2 separate regions of the Homo sapiens genome follow, and region 1 is linked to region 2. Evidence: chromatin loops called from intact Hi-C (ENCODE). Cell type or tissue: PC-3. All regions are shown on one strand.

Region 1 (8,000 bases), 170 kb after region 2:
GGCTGCTGATCAACACTAACATTTGTCAGACACTTACTATGTGTGTACCAGGTCCTGCACTAAAGAGTCCCATGCGGGATCTCATTTTATCCACACCACCACTTGGTGAGGTACATATTGTTATTATCCTTGCAGTACTACTGATGAGGAAATTAAGACTCTGAGAAGTCAACAACTCATCCGAGGTCAAACAGCAAATGAGGGGTGGAGCTGGGATTCAATCTCAGGTCTTCAGGGCCACAGGTCCTGTCCTAAAGCACTACATCAGAGACCGCAAGCTGGCAGCCACAGAAGGATTTCAACTGCAGGAATGTTTTATTTGGCCCATTTAGGATTGAAATGAAAATTCTAATCAGTCACCAACAATTGAAAATTAGAAGAGCTAGTCAGGCGCAGTGGCTCACGCCTGTAATCCCAGCACCATGGGAGGCCAAGGTGGGTGGATCACTTGAGGTCAGGAGTTTGAGGCCAGCCCAGCCAGCATGGCTGAAACCCCGTCTCTACTAAAAATACAAAAATTGGCCGGGCGCGGTGGCTCACGCCTGTAATCCCAGCACTTTGGGCAGCAGAGATGGGCGGATCACGAGGTCAGGAGATCGAGACCATCCTGGCTAACATGGTGAAACCTCGACTCTACTAAAAATACAAAAAATTAGCTGGGCGTGGTGGCAGGCACCTGTAGTCCCAGCTACTCGGGGGCTGAGGCAGGAGAATGGCGTGAATCTGGGAGGTGGAGCTTGCAGTGAGCCGAGATTGCGCCACTGCACTCCAGCCTGGGTGATAGAGCGAGACTCAGTCTCAAATAAATAAATAAATAAATAAATAAATAAATAAATAAATAAAAATACAAAAATTAGCAGGGCATGGTGGCCTGTGCCTGTAATCCCAGCTACTTGGGAAGCTGAAGAAACGGTTGCACCTGGGAGGTGGAGGTTGCAGTGAGTTGAGACTGTGCCACTTCACTCCAGCCCGGGCAATAGAGCAAGACAACTTCATCTCAAAAAAAAAAAAAAAAAAAAAAGTTAGAAGAGCTTACATAAAATGCAAATTGCCTGACTTTTAAAAATATTGAATAACTGGAAAATGATAGACTGTTCAATAAATGGCACTGGGACCACAGGTGTCCACAGGGAGATGAATGAATTAAACTCTCAACCTCATGCCAGACACAGAAACAAACTCAAAATGGATGAAATACACAAGAATGGAAACAACTTCGAATCTGTCAGAGGAAAATGTAGTGGAGGTCTTTATGTTCCTAGAGTAGCAAAGAATTTTTAAAACAAGAAACAGGAAGCAAAGATCATAAAAAAGATTGGGCTATCTAGCTAAATCCATACTGAAAACTTCTATGTCATAAAAGGTACCATAAACAAAGGTAAAGACGAAGAAAAGACATAATGAAGACATTTTCAATTCCTAAAACCAAAGATTTAAAAAGATATACAACCTACCTTGTCACCAGAGAAATGAGAAATAAAATCACAAGAAGATATCAATTCACACCCAGCATGTTGACAAAACAAAAAATTCTGACAATAACCGGCAAGGTTATCACAATTAAAGACTCCCAGATGTTATTAAAGAGAATATAAATTGGTATATTGGCCATTTTAGGAAGTAATTTGACCCACTGAGAAAGGCTGAAAGGTGTGTAGAAGTCAGGAAGTGGTTATATCCTGGGAAGTGGCAGGTCACCATCCAGGCTGCATTTCCATGCTGTTGTGCCCACCCACCTGTCCCTGCTGACAGGAATCTCGGTAGCCTCTTATGTGTATGCACACATATGTACACATGCATGTGCACGTACCACCACCCCACGAAGGGATACTATTATCATCCTCATTCACACATGGGGAAACTGAGGCACCAAGAGGGTAAGCAAATCCCCCAGGCTCATGCTGCAACCAAGTAGGAGAATTCACTGAACCCAGCCAGTCTGGCTGCAGATCCCCTGTAACCGCAGCAAAGGTAGAGAGGACTCTGCCCCCAGGGAATGTACAGCAAGCCTGGGAGACAGACTCACAGTCAGGCCCGTGCATAACGCATTCCAGGGAAGACAGGAGAAGCCTGCCAACTACGATTCAAAGTCCAGGGAGTTTCCTTTTAAAACACAAACTAACAAGGCTCACGTACAGATGTCTTTAACCCTTGAGACTGCAAAAGCTAATATGCATGTGTGTATTTCTTGCAAGAAGCTTTATAGCTTTCATCTAATTTCCAAAGGGATCCATAACCTCAGAAAGGTTAAAAACACTAAACACAGGAATCCCAGAATGTAATCAAAGACATTCCCTAGGAAAAAAAAAACCCTCTCTGATGAGCCAAGTCAGACCAAAAGATCCTGGGAAAATTATCCTCCAGCCCTTAGGGGTTACCCAAGCATTCCTCAGAAGGTGATAACCAAAAATGCTTTGTAGAATGTGCTTTTCGTTGCCAGATCTCAACTAACCGACACATAGAAAACATGAGGAAAGGTCTCACATTATTCACCAACAATGTCACTTGTAAAAGAGCAGCCAAATTGACTCTTTATTATGCCTGGGGCGGGGGTGGGGTGGAGTGGAGTGGGAATCAGCCAAGGTAATGCATAGGGTGACGCGTACCTTTTTGTCAATCAGGTGCACGCATTTAATTTAGAAAGCACCCTGAGTTAAGCATCCAATTTAAATTAGCCTGTAATTGTAAATAATATAAAAAAAGAAGAAAAACAGCTGAGGGATATGCACATATCCGTAGTTTAACATATATATGATTTACAAAGGTATAATCTTGAGTGTGTATATATAAAATACAAATTTTATATATACCACTCTATTCTGTTTGGACAAGGCCAATACCTGTTCCCTGGTCCCAACTGCAGGGCCTTTATTGTATCTTGGTATGTTTAACTGAATTGAACATGAATTGAACATCCATGGAGATGGACTTGGCACAGCAGAGTATATGCTTACAAATGTAACAAGCTCTCTCTGTTTTCTGAAAATTAGTATTTCTAAAAACTGGATTTGTTTTGGGTTGATAAGAGGAAAAACATGATATAAAAGCCATTTGTTGATGGTGTTCTCCATTTGATGGATACTGACAAATCACCATGATTGCTCAGAAAATCGATGTCAACATCCACTCTGTCAGGGTCTAAGACCAAAGAAGCATTTACGGCTTCCTCCCCGTCCACAGCACACACACCACACACACCCCGGGAACATCCCATGCCAGTGCCCGTCAGCATGGGAACAGAAAAGAGCTGTGTTATTTTCCTAAATCACTCTCTCTCGGTCTAACATAAACAACTCACCAAACAAAACTTGAAGACAAGGCAGGAGAATCATTTTAAAATGGGATCCAAGACCTGAGACGCAAAGCAAAAGCCTGCCTAGATCCTTCTATTCATCCTATCCCTTCCAAGGCTGATCCATGCCAACATAACCTTTGAGTATCAAACATCAGAAGGTCTGTGTGCCTCAGCCCTGTCAAGGGGCAGGTTTCTCCTTTGCCCTCTCCTGCACCTGGGAGCACACGCACTACCAGTAGAGAAGGGCCATCTGGCCCCGTCCCAGCCGGGACCCCTGAGGGTCAGATAGAGGTGCTGAGCCCCTATGTCAAAGTTATTAAATGTTTTTGTTTTGTTCCATGGTAGCTCTTTTTTTCTCCTTTCTGATGAATTTACAAAAGAAAGCAAGCTGCTGAGAAGGCCCTGAAAGTGAGGAGGGGCAAGAAAGATGACTAGTTACGGAGAGTGAGGGTTGTTTTTGTTTTTTGTTTGTTTGTTTTGCCAAAAAAGCCTGGATAGAGTTATCTCAGTTATCTGGCGCCCTCCTGAATGGAACCCCGGAGTAGCTCCCATGTGGAAGAGTCCCTGGATTTTCCCCAACCCCACCGTCTCCCCCTTCAGCCATGTCGACAGGGAAGATAGGAACTTAGAACCCATTTCTCACTGGAGAGGAAAACTTGTCATCTGGCTTTGTGAAGAAGGTTCTACCTTATGCTCATCGCACATTATCTTTGCTATGTGCTAAGATATCATATTTAAAAGGCCAAAAAAAGGGACAAAAGAAATGTAAAATACTTGAATGAGCTTGTATTATAACATTAATATTATTGGGAGTATCTGCTTTCCAGGCTGAAGTGATTCATTCATTATTCTAGTCTTGCTGTAGTCCTTTGTAATTTGTAGTAATTATGTAATTGTGGTAATTATGTTTTTTTAATTAAAAAAGTATAATAATAAAAAACTTGAAAAGGCAAAATAAATTTTTTAAAGGAATAAAATGGGATCCATCCTTCAAGACTATCTTCTGGAGGAGCATGGGATTGCATACGCACTTTTATTGGCCACTTCTTAATGGTACTGCTGACCTGGCCATGCTCTATTCTTCCGGGCACTGGAAATCACAGAATGTTCTAGGTTCACTTGCTCGGCCCACCATCCACGCAGGAGGCTGAAATCATTTCTTAATGGTATCTGTATTAGTTCCTTAGCTAGTCATCCCAATTCCAAATACGCACAAGCGACACGGCACACTTCCTGAGACGGTCCTCGATTATCACTATGAGCACAACGACACCATGAAAGAGTAAAGCTTTGCTGTTGCACTGTCCCGTGACAAGTTCATTACTGCCCTGCAGAGACAACTCTCTTTTAGGAGGAAACAACTGCCCATTCTGCTCTATTGTCCCATAGATCTTTTACACCTCCATTTGGTATCATGAAATAAAGACTAATTCCAACCCTCTCAATACAGAATCTCCCATCCAAAAACATAACAACCCAAGAATGTGGACTGCTGTTTCCTGACCCCTGCACTGTGCCTGGCAGGTTCCGGCTACAGCCAGAGGCAGCCCTCATGCCTGCGTTTGGAACGCAGTAGCAATACTAAATCAGACAGACTGGCGAGGCCAGCAATTAAACCAGAAGTTGGTGAAGCAAACTTCCCAAAGTGAAGCAAGATGTTGATGTGGAAGATCAGCTGCTTGTGAGATGAGCTGACGATTTTCCTGGACTCTTTGTTAGATTTCATGTCTGGATCTCGTCTGGAACATCTACCAGATGGATTAGGGCCCGAATGTCTGGCGTTCTTCTGATAGCTCCAGCCTTGTAACTGTCCCATTGTCATGGCAGAAGGAACCTCACTGCTAGCCTTGATTTCAGTATGACCGATTCTCCTTCATTATCTGAGCTTGTGCACTATAGACAACTCCACGTGGAGTCTTTGCATGGCCAACAGAGAAGTTGACAGCCCCTAAGATACCTGCCCTGGTCACTGCTGCCCTTGGGTAACAAGTTGGCCTTCTGGCTGATAGTCAGGGAAGTCTAGGGCTGGCCTGGCCTAAGTGACTCAGTCAGCAGACCCTGGAGTGCCCTTCTTGGTCCCTCCCCAGGTGTAAGGATGATGCACAAGGCCCCTGGGCTGCTCTGTAGGTAAGGGCAAATGGGCCTCTGCAAAGGGAGCTGCTAGTGTATTTCCCTTCTCCCGCTCGAAGACACAAGTATCAAAACATCCTGCTGCTGGCAGGATGGCCAGCGACCTCCAAGACACCATTTGCCTGAGGATGAATAACTCAAACTCAGAGTTTAGGTGTCGCTGACTCTCCCCAGGAGAACCAAGACTGTGCTTACAAGAGCAGAGCTGACTCGGGAGTCCCTGTTCCTAACATATCCTCAGCTCCCTTGGCCATTCTTGGGAATGTAAGCCACAGGGAGATTTCTCTTTGTGCCAGCAGAGTCTGAGCGGGGTGAGAAGGGCAGGCTCTGGACTGGGGTCTGCATTTGAGTCTCCCTCTGCCACTTCCCACCTGGGTGACTATGGCAATTGTTTCATCTCCCCAAGCCTTGTGCCCCCTTTTGTAAGATGAGATGAACACCTACCTCGTGGAATTGAGGATTAAATGAATAATGAGAGAAGAAGCAATGTTCAGAGTAAACCCTGAACAAATATTATCTAACACTGCAATTAGTTTGACCAAGTCCAAATTTTTTCTTAAAGTTTAACAGAAAGTATTTCTCAAGCCAAAACTCTGTGCCAAAAGGCACAGGACAATTTCACAATGATCGGCAGTTTAGTTGCCAGCGTAGAGGCTGTGAACCTCTAAATGCTTTTATCAACATGACATTTGGAAAGCTGAAGAACAGCAAAGAGCTGGGGACTGGGAAAACACCACCTTCACCGGCATCAGAGGCCACTCTCTTTATCTGCGCTGGGGGCCAGGACAAGGTTGGCCACGACAAGATACCAGCGTATTACAACGTCTGGAACCGCACTGTGCCTCCTTACCTTTGCTCTCCTTGCCTGACCTGGATTTTGCGCTGACTGCCTTTAAAGACAAGCTCACGGAACCCTTTTTCCCGATGCTGACACCTATCCTGACACAGTCTGCTGTCTACCAAGCTACCGGGATGCTTTATCCAGAGGCCTATGGCGCCCACCTTGGTTAGGTCCTGACGTTCCAGGCCCACCTAACAATTCACCCCTGCTCATCAAGGGGAAAGAGAACTCTTCACAAAACTTTTTCAGATTTTGAGATAGGTGAATTCATAATAATTAAGTAACAATATTTTACTAAGATTAGATTCGAAACACACATTGAATGCACTTCTTGGAAACATCACATGTTCTTCTGTTTTGTGAGGTCAGGGTGCCTTCCTGCTCTAGACTTCCCATGTATTTAATCAAACACAAGTCTAAAAATAATAAAATTAGTTTCCTGAAGCTGAAAATGCTGTTTTGAAGAGGAAGAGTTGATATTAAATTTATAACTAGACAACAGGGACATGAGACATGGGTTTGTGTTTCAGCAACATCTTTCTGATAGGAAAAATAAACAGGAGACTTCATGTTCCACAATATAAAATACCTGTGTTTCCCACCAAAATGTCATCTCGGACAAGGCAGGCAAGGAACAGTCTTTTCAATTAGTGGTACTAGGACAACTGGATATCCATATGCAAGAAAATGAATTTAGACCCCTACTTCGCATCATACACAAAAATTAACTCAGAGGGGATCACAGACCTAAACGTAAGACTGAAAATATAAAACTCTTAGAAGCAGTTTGGGAGGACAAGGCAGGCGGACCACCTGAGGTCCAGGAGTTCAAGACCAGCCTGGCCAACACGGGAAAACCCTGTCTCTACTAAAAATACAAAAAATTAGGTGGGCGTGGTGGTGGGTGCCTATATTCCCAGCTACTCGGGAGGCTGAGGCAGGAGAATCGCTTGAATCCGGGAGGCGGAGGCTGCAGTGAGCCGAGATCATGCCATTGCACTCCAGCCTGGGGCGTCAGAGCAAGACTCTTCTCAAAAACAAACAAAACAAAAAAGTAAATATTTGTGATCCTGGGTTAGGCAATGATTTCATAGGTATGATACCAAAAGTACAAGTGATAAAAAATGACTACATCAAAGTTGAAATTTTTTATGCTTCGGAAGATACCATCAAGAAAGTGAAAAGGTTCCCACAGTGGGAAATGATATTTGCCAATCATCTATCTGGTAAGTGACTTTTACCCAGAATACATGAAGAATCCTTACAAGTCTGTACACCATATATTTCAAAACAGCTAAAAGAGGAAGGAAAAAAGGAATGACTGAATGATTGACTGATTAACAGGGTCTCACTGTGAAGTGCTGGACTGCAGTGCTACAATCAGTGCTCACTGCCGCCTTGACCTCCCGGGCTCAGGGCATCCTCCCACCTCAGCCTCCCAAGTGGCTGGGACTACAGGTGCACACCACCATGCCCAGCTAATTTTCTGTAGATACAGGGTTTCACCATGTTGCCCAGGCTAGTCTCAAACTCCTGGGCTCAAGTGATCTGCCCACCTCAGCCTCCCAAAGGGCTGGGACTGCAGGCGTGAGCCACTGCACTCGGCCAAACAGACGATTTTAAATTTTCTCACCACAAGGAAATTATAAATATTTGAGATGACAGATATGCTAACTAGCCTGATTTGATCATTCCACAATGTAACATGTACTGAAACATACTGCACCCCATAAA
Region 2 (8,000 bases):
CCTAAGTTCTGTTATATTGTGCCTTCACCTCGATTCATCTCAAAATATGATTTAGTTTCCCTTGTGATTTCTATTTGACCCACTGGTTGTTTAGGAAGGGTACTGTTTAATTTCCATGTACTTATGAGTTTCTTAAACTTCTTTCTCTTACTGATTTCTAATGTCATTCCACGGTGGCCAGAAAACATACCTAGTATTATTTCTATTGTTTTGTGCTTGTTAGATTTATTTACTGGCCTAGTGTATGATCTATTCTGAATAGTGTTCCATGTGCAAATTCTGCTGTTGTTAGGTGGAGTGTTTTATAGATATCTATTGGGTTTGGTTGGTTTATACTGTTAAGTCTTCTATTTCCTTGTTGATACACCTTGTTTTTAAAATCCACTACTGAAAGTGAGGTATTGAAGTCTCCAGTTATTACTGTTAGGTATTTATTCCTTCATTTCTGTCAGTTTTGCTCCATGTATTTTAGGGTCTCATATGTTTATAATTGTTGTATCTTCCTGATGGATTGCCCTTTTATCATCATAAAATGTCTGTATTCTAGTAGTTTTTTTAAAAAAATCTTTTTGTCTGGTATTAGTATAGCACTCCTGCTTTCTGTCTGCATGATATAACTTTTTCCATCTTTTTACTTTCAATGTATTTGTATATAAGTATACACTCAGAAGGAGAAAAGAATCATTCTTATCTGTGGACTGTTCATTGCTGTAAGAGTCAGCCAGCAGAGGAGTCCGCCAAGAATGACCTTCATTAGACCCCAAGGGGAAAGGGCCGTTTTGAGACGCAGCCACCAACATATCCAAGCTCATTTCTGAAACCCTCAGCAATTCCACAAGCTAGGAACCCTTCCACTGTTGCCCTTACTGCACAGCCATTTCTTCTGTGGGCTGATGTTTCTTCCAGAACCTGGAGAATACACAGCTTCCCTTCATTTCTGAGAGATCGCTTTGTAATCTTTTTTGGGGCAGCGGCTGTTGTTGTTCTTTCAGTATTCCTCAGACTAAATCTCACCTTTTCCCTTTACTTGTCCTTTCTTGTAACTGTGACATAAAAAGTCAAATGGAAACATCAAGTGCTTGATGGTTTTCATATTTTATTACTCAGAAAAATCAGGAAGAGAGAAGGATCTCTTTTGATGGGTTGCAGAGCCTACATGCAAAGCATTTCCCAACAGGAGAAATCCTGTCACCTGTGAACCTGGTACCAGGGCATTCTCTCATCCTCTGTAATGATCAAACGAAGGGATGGTCAAATGACCAAAAAAAAAAAAAAACCTCTGAAAATGCTTTCTTGTCCTCCATCTTGAATGTTTCTTAATTTAGATAAATAAGGTAAGGCTTTAAAACTTAACATTTAATTTAAAGACAGGTGACATCCTGAAATTTGTGTCAGAAAAAGTTCCAGCATCTTGGCAATCTAAATTTCTCCTCCCCACTCACATACCATCAACAAGGCATGTAATACACCACAGGTATTAGTCACAATTAGATTTACCTATTTTATTTTAGAAAAAGACAGGAAAGAAAATGTTTATGTTTCAGACTAGCAAGAAATTGATTAAAAAACCATATCTTTTCAGATTGTGGCAATAGCTAAAGATCCACGTATTCCAGGCTTCATTCTTAAGTCATGGTCTCTCTCTCTGTCTCTCATACATGCACGCGTGCACACACACAAAATATGCTTTAATAAAAAGGGATTCCATTCCATTTTAACCCCAAATAAGGCCAGCCTGATTAAGATAATTGAGGAAGGAGAACACATTTAAAAACCAAATACGCTTCCTTGCAAATGACTATTCAATTCAATTGCCAGTAAGATGTTGAATGTTCTTTTCTGAATCACTCTAATTCAATGTACAGTACAGCATGTACTGCCTGGGAAGAAGTTCAAATCATAAATACCATAGGGAAATATCTAATAACTTGGAATGGCCTTTTTCAAGTGGCTAATAAGCTCTTAAAGACTGCAAAAATGTTAAATCTGGTAAAGCACAAGGTCTGTGCTCCGGGACGTGTCCACTTCATTGGCAGCCCCTGCCTCCTTGCTCCAGGACCACCTGAGGCTGGGTCTCAAGGGTCTCGTCACACAGTACTGCTCTTTGGATGCTGAATGATGGGGAGGCCTCTTCCCTGCAGACTGTGGTTAGCAAGGTGAAGGCTGCTGGCCATGGCCATAACAGCTGGGCTGATCTGTGATTTCTGCCATGCCTGCCAATGTCAGGGTCAGGTTTGTCAATGTTTTTGTGTTGGTGTGTGAGATGCTGGGGAGACGCCATCTGCCATGCGTGTCAGACTCCAGATTCCATATGGTTACAGCAGGGTTTGGGAGAAGTATCCACAGAGCTAGGATTAGAATAAAGTGGTGCTAATGGTGTGCAGTTGGGAAGGCAAAGGAAACTGTCAGGAACTCAATGGAAAAAGGGTTGAAGAAAATTAAAGGGAGATCAGGAGAAATAAAGGAAAGTATAAAGGAAAAAGACAAACATCTCTGCCACTTTAAAGGTCAAAGAGTAACAATAACATAGAAAGGCTCTTTCACCTTGCCAGGTTCAACAGTGGGTTGCATTCTGGCTTCTTTAATAAAGTTCACACCATGGGATTCTTGGGCGCTTCTTCCAGGTTCCAGGCTCTGTCCTCCACTCATGCCACCCCATCTGAAACAGCCATTTGTAATCCAGACCCTCCACATCTCCACCTTACCCTGTTGCCCAGGTGCAGTTTTTACTTGTGTGTCCAATCTCCCCGATTTTCTGGCACTCATTTCCTAAGGTCAGGTTTTCTACTTTTCTTCACTTACTAGCATGAATCCATGTAACCATAGGTTCTTATGAAAGACTCATGACAACTAGATCGTGCCATGCAATAATTCAAATTTTGTTGTCCAAATATTTGTGTGTGTATAATAGCTGTACAGAAGTCCTCCCTTATCTGTGGCAGATATGTTCTAAGACCCCCAGTGGATGCTTGAAAATAAGGCTAGTACTGAACCCTGTATATACTATGCACAGATTTCTTTCTTCTTTTTCTTCACAATTTCATGGGTAGAAGATTCATTTACTGTAGATCTGAGCAACCTCAGCATACATTTGTTTTTCTTTCCTTATTAAGTTGAAGACGTTTACCTTTTCACTTACAGGATGCATTTTATAGCTTCTTTTTAGTACATCTGAGTTGCCATCATCACCACTCTTGTGCTTTGAGACCAATATTAAGTAAAACGCAAGAACTACGACACCCTACAGTTGATCTAACTGAGATGGCTACTGAGTGACAACCAGCAGGGAGCAGAGACACTGTGGATCCCCTGGACAAGGGGATGATTCACGTCCTGGGCAGGACAGAGCGGGATGGTGTGAGATTTCATGACACTACTCAGAACAGCAAGCAACTTAAAACTGATGAACTGTTTCAGAAATTTTCCTTTTAATATTTTTGGGCAATGGTTGACCACGGGTAACTGAAACCACAGAAAGTGAAACTGCAAATAAGTGGGAACTACTGTACATAATACATATATATATGTATATGGTGCATGTAGATACATTTACATGTGTGTATGTATATATGTATGTGTATGTATGTACGCACGGATCTATCTTGTTAGGAATTGCAAGAGCTTCAAAATCTATTATCAGATCATACATTTCTTTAGCCAAACAATAAATCCTCTTTGATGAGTCATGGCACTCGCATATCCAGTTTAAGAAAAAGTACAAGGTCAGATGGTTCAGAATAAACAAATCAACAAATGAGCAAACAAAACCAGCCTGGGGCAGGGAGCCAGGCACTTGCTGTCTACAGTCTCTAAGGCAGATCTTAGGTGCTATTTTCTCCTGTTTTTCAATTTCATTTTCTTCTCTGCTCTAAGTAATTCCACTCATTCTTTAAGTCTGATTCACATGATTTTACAGTCAGGAAGGGAGTGTAAGGAAGTGGGAAAGAGAAGTGGTGGGGAGGCAGAAATCGAATATTTATCAAGTTACACAATAAAAAGAAATTCAGAATTCTAACACGTCCTCCTTTGTATAATAAGAAAATACATTCCCTGAGCTAATACCTGCAGAGCTCTGGCTCATGCTGAGAGCGTGGTGCCAATATCTCAGTGGGCAAAACGGGAGTAAGCAATAATCCAAAACACAGGCCAGCAAACTCTTACGTGTGGGCTATGTCTGGCCTGCGGGGTTATTTTTGGACAACCCAAGGGCGAATAACAAATTTTACATGTTTTAAAGGATTATGACTCAAAATACAGAAAAAAATATGCCAGAGACCACATGTGGCCTGCGAAGGCAAAAATATTTATTCTCTAGACCTATACAGATGAAGTTTGCTGACCCCTGTTCTACGGAGATACTAAGAACTTGCTTCTGAAATTGCTTTTAGTCTGAAGTGTATTTGGCTTGAACTTGGCTCAAACGTGGCAACACGGCAGGACTGTGGTCCATCAAGCCAGAATGACTCTGAACTTTCTGTAGCAATACACACACTTGATGTTATCTATCGTAGGCTTAGCACAGCTCTGTGGCACTCATTAATAGAGTCTGCACTCATGTTTGTTTATGTCACTTTGTTTTGTAGGTGTTTTCCTACATGATCTTCTGGTTTCAGTTTTGCAGTGCAGCATGGTTCTCTCTTAGAAGATACATGGGAGGCAAAATCACGAACTTGATATACTTGCCCACTTGTTGCAATGATCAGAGGGCTCTGTTATGGCACTTTGAATTAATCTGGAATCTAGTTGAAACATGAAGATGTGATCTGATTACCTCTCATCTGTCTTTCACAAACCTGGGAAATTTTTGATCACTGTTTCTTAAATGATTATTTTCTGCTCCATTTTCTCTCTCCTCTCCTTCTGTGACTCCAATTACCCTTATGCTAGAATGCTTGATACTATCCCACAGGTAACTGAGTCTTGCTCATTGTCAACAATTTTTTCCTTCCCATTTTCTAGACTGAATAATGTCTAATCCTCTATCTTCAAGTTCAGTAATCTTTCATCATCTTACTCTGTTGTTAGACCCATGGAGTGAATTTTTAAAATTTCAGATATTGTATTTATTTTTTAGTCCTAAAACTGTGTTTTTGTAGAGTATATCTTTGTTGCTTCTAAGATCTCCTATATGTTCCATGACCATGAGCATAGCTTTTCTTACGTTTCTGAGCATAGTTACAATAGCTGCTTTAACATTCTTTTCTTCTAATTCCAACATACATGTCATCTTCCAGTCAGTCTCCATTAATGGCCTTCTCTTTTGAGTATGGATCTGTTTCCCTATATGACTAGTAATTTTGGATTGTACCTGGAACACTGTGAATGATACACTAATCAACAGCAGCACTGCTCAACAGAAAGAAGATGAGAACTGGATATATAATTTGGATTTTTTTTTTTTTTTTTTGAGACGGAGTCTGGCTTAATCACCCAGGCTGGAGTACAGTGGCGTGATCTCAGCTCACTGCAACCTCTGTATCCCAGGTTCAAGCAATTCTTCTGCCTCAGCCTCCTGAGTAGTTGGGACTACAGGTGCACGCCACCATGCCTGGCTAATTTTTGTATTTTTAGTAGAGATGGGGTTTCATCATGTTGGCCAGGCTGGTCTTGAAATCTTGACCTCAGTGATCTGCCTGCCTTGGCCTCCCAAAGTGGTGGGATTACAGGTATGAGCCACCATGCCCAGCCTGTTAATTTGGATTTTTTTAGAAGCCACATTAAAATAACCTCAAATTTAATTTTAGTAATATATTTTGTTTGTCCTAATGCATCCCAAATATAATCATTTGGGACGATTATAATCAAAGTAATCACGTTAAAAATTAAGATATTTTATAATCTTAAATATTTTATAAAATAATTGAGACTTATAATCTCTTTTCATACTAAATCTTTGAAACCTCATGTATATTTTATATTTATAGCAGATTTCAATTTGGAGTGGCTAGTGACCACCATATTGAACTATGCAGCTCTAGAGTTTCATTTTAGAAGAATATTGAATTTTTGTTTTAGTAGGCAGCTAATTTGGCTGGAATAAAACTCCAGGCACTGTCTCTCTTGTGGTGGGCAGCAGCTACAGTCTCAGTTCAGGTCTTCTAGCTTTAGCTGTGCTATGTGGAGTCTGGCCGGCCTGTCTTATTCTTAGATTTGGCCCTAGTCTCTAAGAATTCCCAGAGATTCTTGAGATATATGCAGAATTTGGGAGTCACTCTCTGTGGCTCCCTCCTTTCTGGAGTTTTTCCTTCTCAGTTTCCAGCTGCTATGGGTTTCCCTGAATATTCTCCTCTGATGGCTTAACCAGTAAAAGATGGCGGGTAACTATCAGAGTTTTAGCTAGTCTCAATGCAACTAGGGCCTTCCTTTGGTTGAAGAGCTGTCAACATGGGTAATTCAATTCCATGCCATTCTATTCCTCCATTTCTCTATTTCTCTTCAGTTTCTAACTGCTTTCTAGATTTAATTAATTAATTAATTTTTGAGATGGAGTCTCACTCTGTCACCAAGGCTGGAGTGCAGTGGTGTGATCTCAGCTCACTGCAACCTCCACCTCCCAGGTTCAAGCAATTCTCCTGCCTCAGCCTCCTGAGTAGCTGAGACTACAGGCATCTGCCACCACACCCAGCTAATTTTTGTATTTTTAGTACAGACAGGGTTTCACTATGTTGGCCAGGCTGATCTCGTACTCCTGACCTTAAGTGATCTGCCCGCCTTTGCCTCCCAAAGTGCTGGGATTACAGGTGTGTGCCCCCTCACCTAGGCTGCTTTCTAGCTTTTAAACAATTGCTTTTTATACTGTCTCCAGAGTTCTTAATTGTTATCTGTAGGAGGGCTGGTCCAATATAAGCTACTCTATCGTTACAGGAAGCAGAATCCTTTATTTTAAAATCTTATCCCTGGAGTTCCACAGAGAAGCCAGGGCGTACTGTGAGAGGTGGAAAAGGCGGAGTAGACTGGCCCACTCTGCCACATCGTGTGTGTGTCTCAATTCAGTGGTAGCAGTTCTCATTTCATCTGTTTCATTTTACTGGTTTCTGTGCATAATTTTAAAAAGACTTGGGTATAAAATAGCTTGAAAACAGAACTAATTTTAAAACATGTTGTGGGAAGTCAGGAACCCCGAACGGAGGGACCGGCTGAAGCCATGGCAGAAGAACGTGGATTGTGAAGATTTCATGGACATTTATTAGTTCCCCAAATAAATACTTTTATAATTTCTTATGCCTGTCTTTACTGTAATCTCTAAACATAAATTGTGAAGATTTCATGGACACTTATCACTTCCCCAATCAATACCCTTGTGATTTCCTATGCCTGTCTTTACTTTAATCTCTTAATCCTGTCAATTTGTAAGCTGAGGAGGCTGTATATCGCCTCAGGACCCTGTGATGATTGCGTTAACTGCACAAATTGTTTGTAGAGCATGTGTGTTTGAACAATATGAAATCTGGGCACCTTGAAAAAAGAACAGGATAACAGCAACATTCAGGGAACAAGAGAGATAACCTTAAACTCTGACTGCCGGTGAGCCAGGCAGAACAGAGCCATATTTCTTTTCTTTCTAAAGCAAACGGGAGGAAATATCACTGAATTCTTTTTCTCAGCAAGGAACATCCCTGAGAAAGAGAATGAGCCCCTGAGGGTAGGCCTCTAAAATGGCCCCCCTGGGTGTGGCCGTCTTCTATGGTTGAGACAGTAGGCATGAAATGAGCCCCAGTCTCCCATAGCGCTCCCAGGCTTATTAGGATGAGGAAATTCCCGCCTAATAAATTTTGGTCAGACTGGTTGCTCTCAAACCCTATCTCCTGATAAGACGTTATCAATGACAATGGTGCCCGAAACTTCATTAGCAATTTTTCGCCCCGGTCCTGTGGTCCTGTGATCTCGCCCTGCCTCCATTTGCCTTGTGATATCTTATTACCTTGTGAAGTACGTGATCTCTGTGACCCACACCCTATTCACACACTCCCTCCCCTTTTGAAAATCCCTAATAAAAACTT

The links. Peaks named below come from ENCODE experiments on the same cell type or tissue, not always from the same donor. Only the 100,000 strongest peaks of a DNase experiment are listed, where the experiment ranks them.
Region 1: a loop joins it to region 2, with 2.8 times the contacts of the local background. A loop is called at or near these places in 1 of 110 quality-filtered maps.

Annotation. Positions count from the first base shown.
Region 1 is chr15:100,210,300-100,218,299 of GRCh38, forward strand. The region is part of intron 7 of ADAMTS17 (ADAM metallopeptidase with thrombospondin type 1 motif 17); the gene reads right to left. Among named protein-coding and RNA genes, the nearest start is that of ADAMTS17, 130 kb to the right of the region's middle. In PC-3, no CTCF peak of the experiment used is centred here; no DNase peak of the experiment used is centred here.
Region 2 is chr15:100,039,419-100,047,418 of GRCh38, forward strand. The region is part of intron 18 of ADAMTS17 (ADAM metallopeptidase with thrombospondin type 1 motif 17); the gene reads right to left. Among named protein-coding and RNA genes, the nearest start is that of ADAMTS17, 300 kb to the right of the region's middle. In PC-3, CTCF peaks have their summits at 3,242 (motif pointing right) and 3,444; DNase peaks (open chromatin) are centred at 3,343 and 3,833; H3K4me3 peaks cover 2,643 bases; H3K27ac peaks cover 2,783 bases.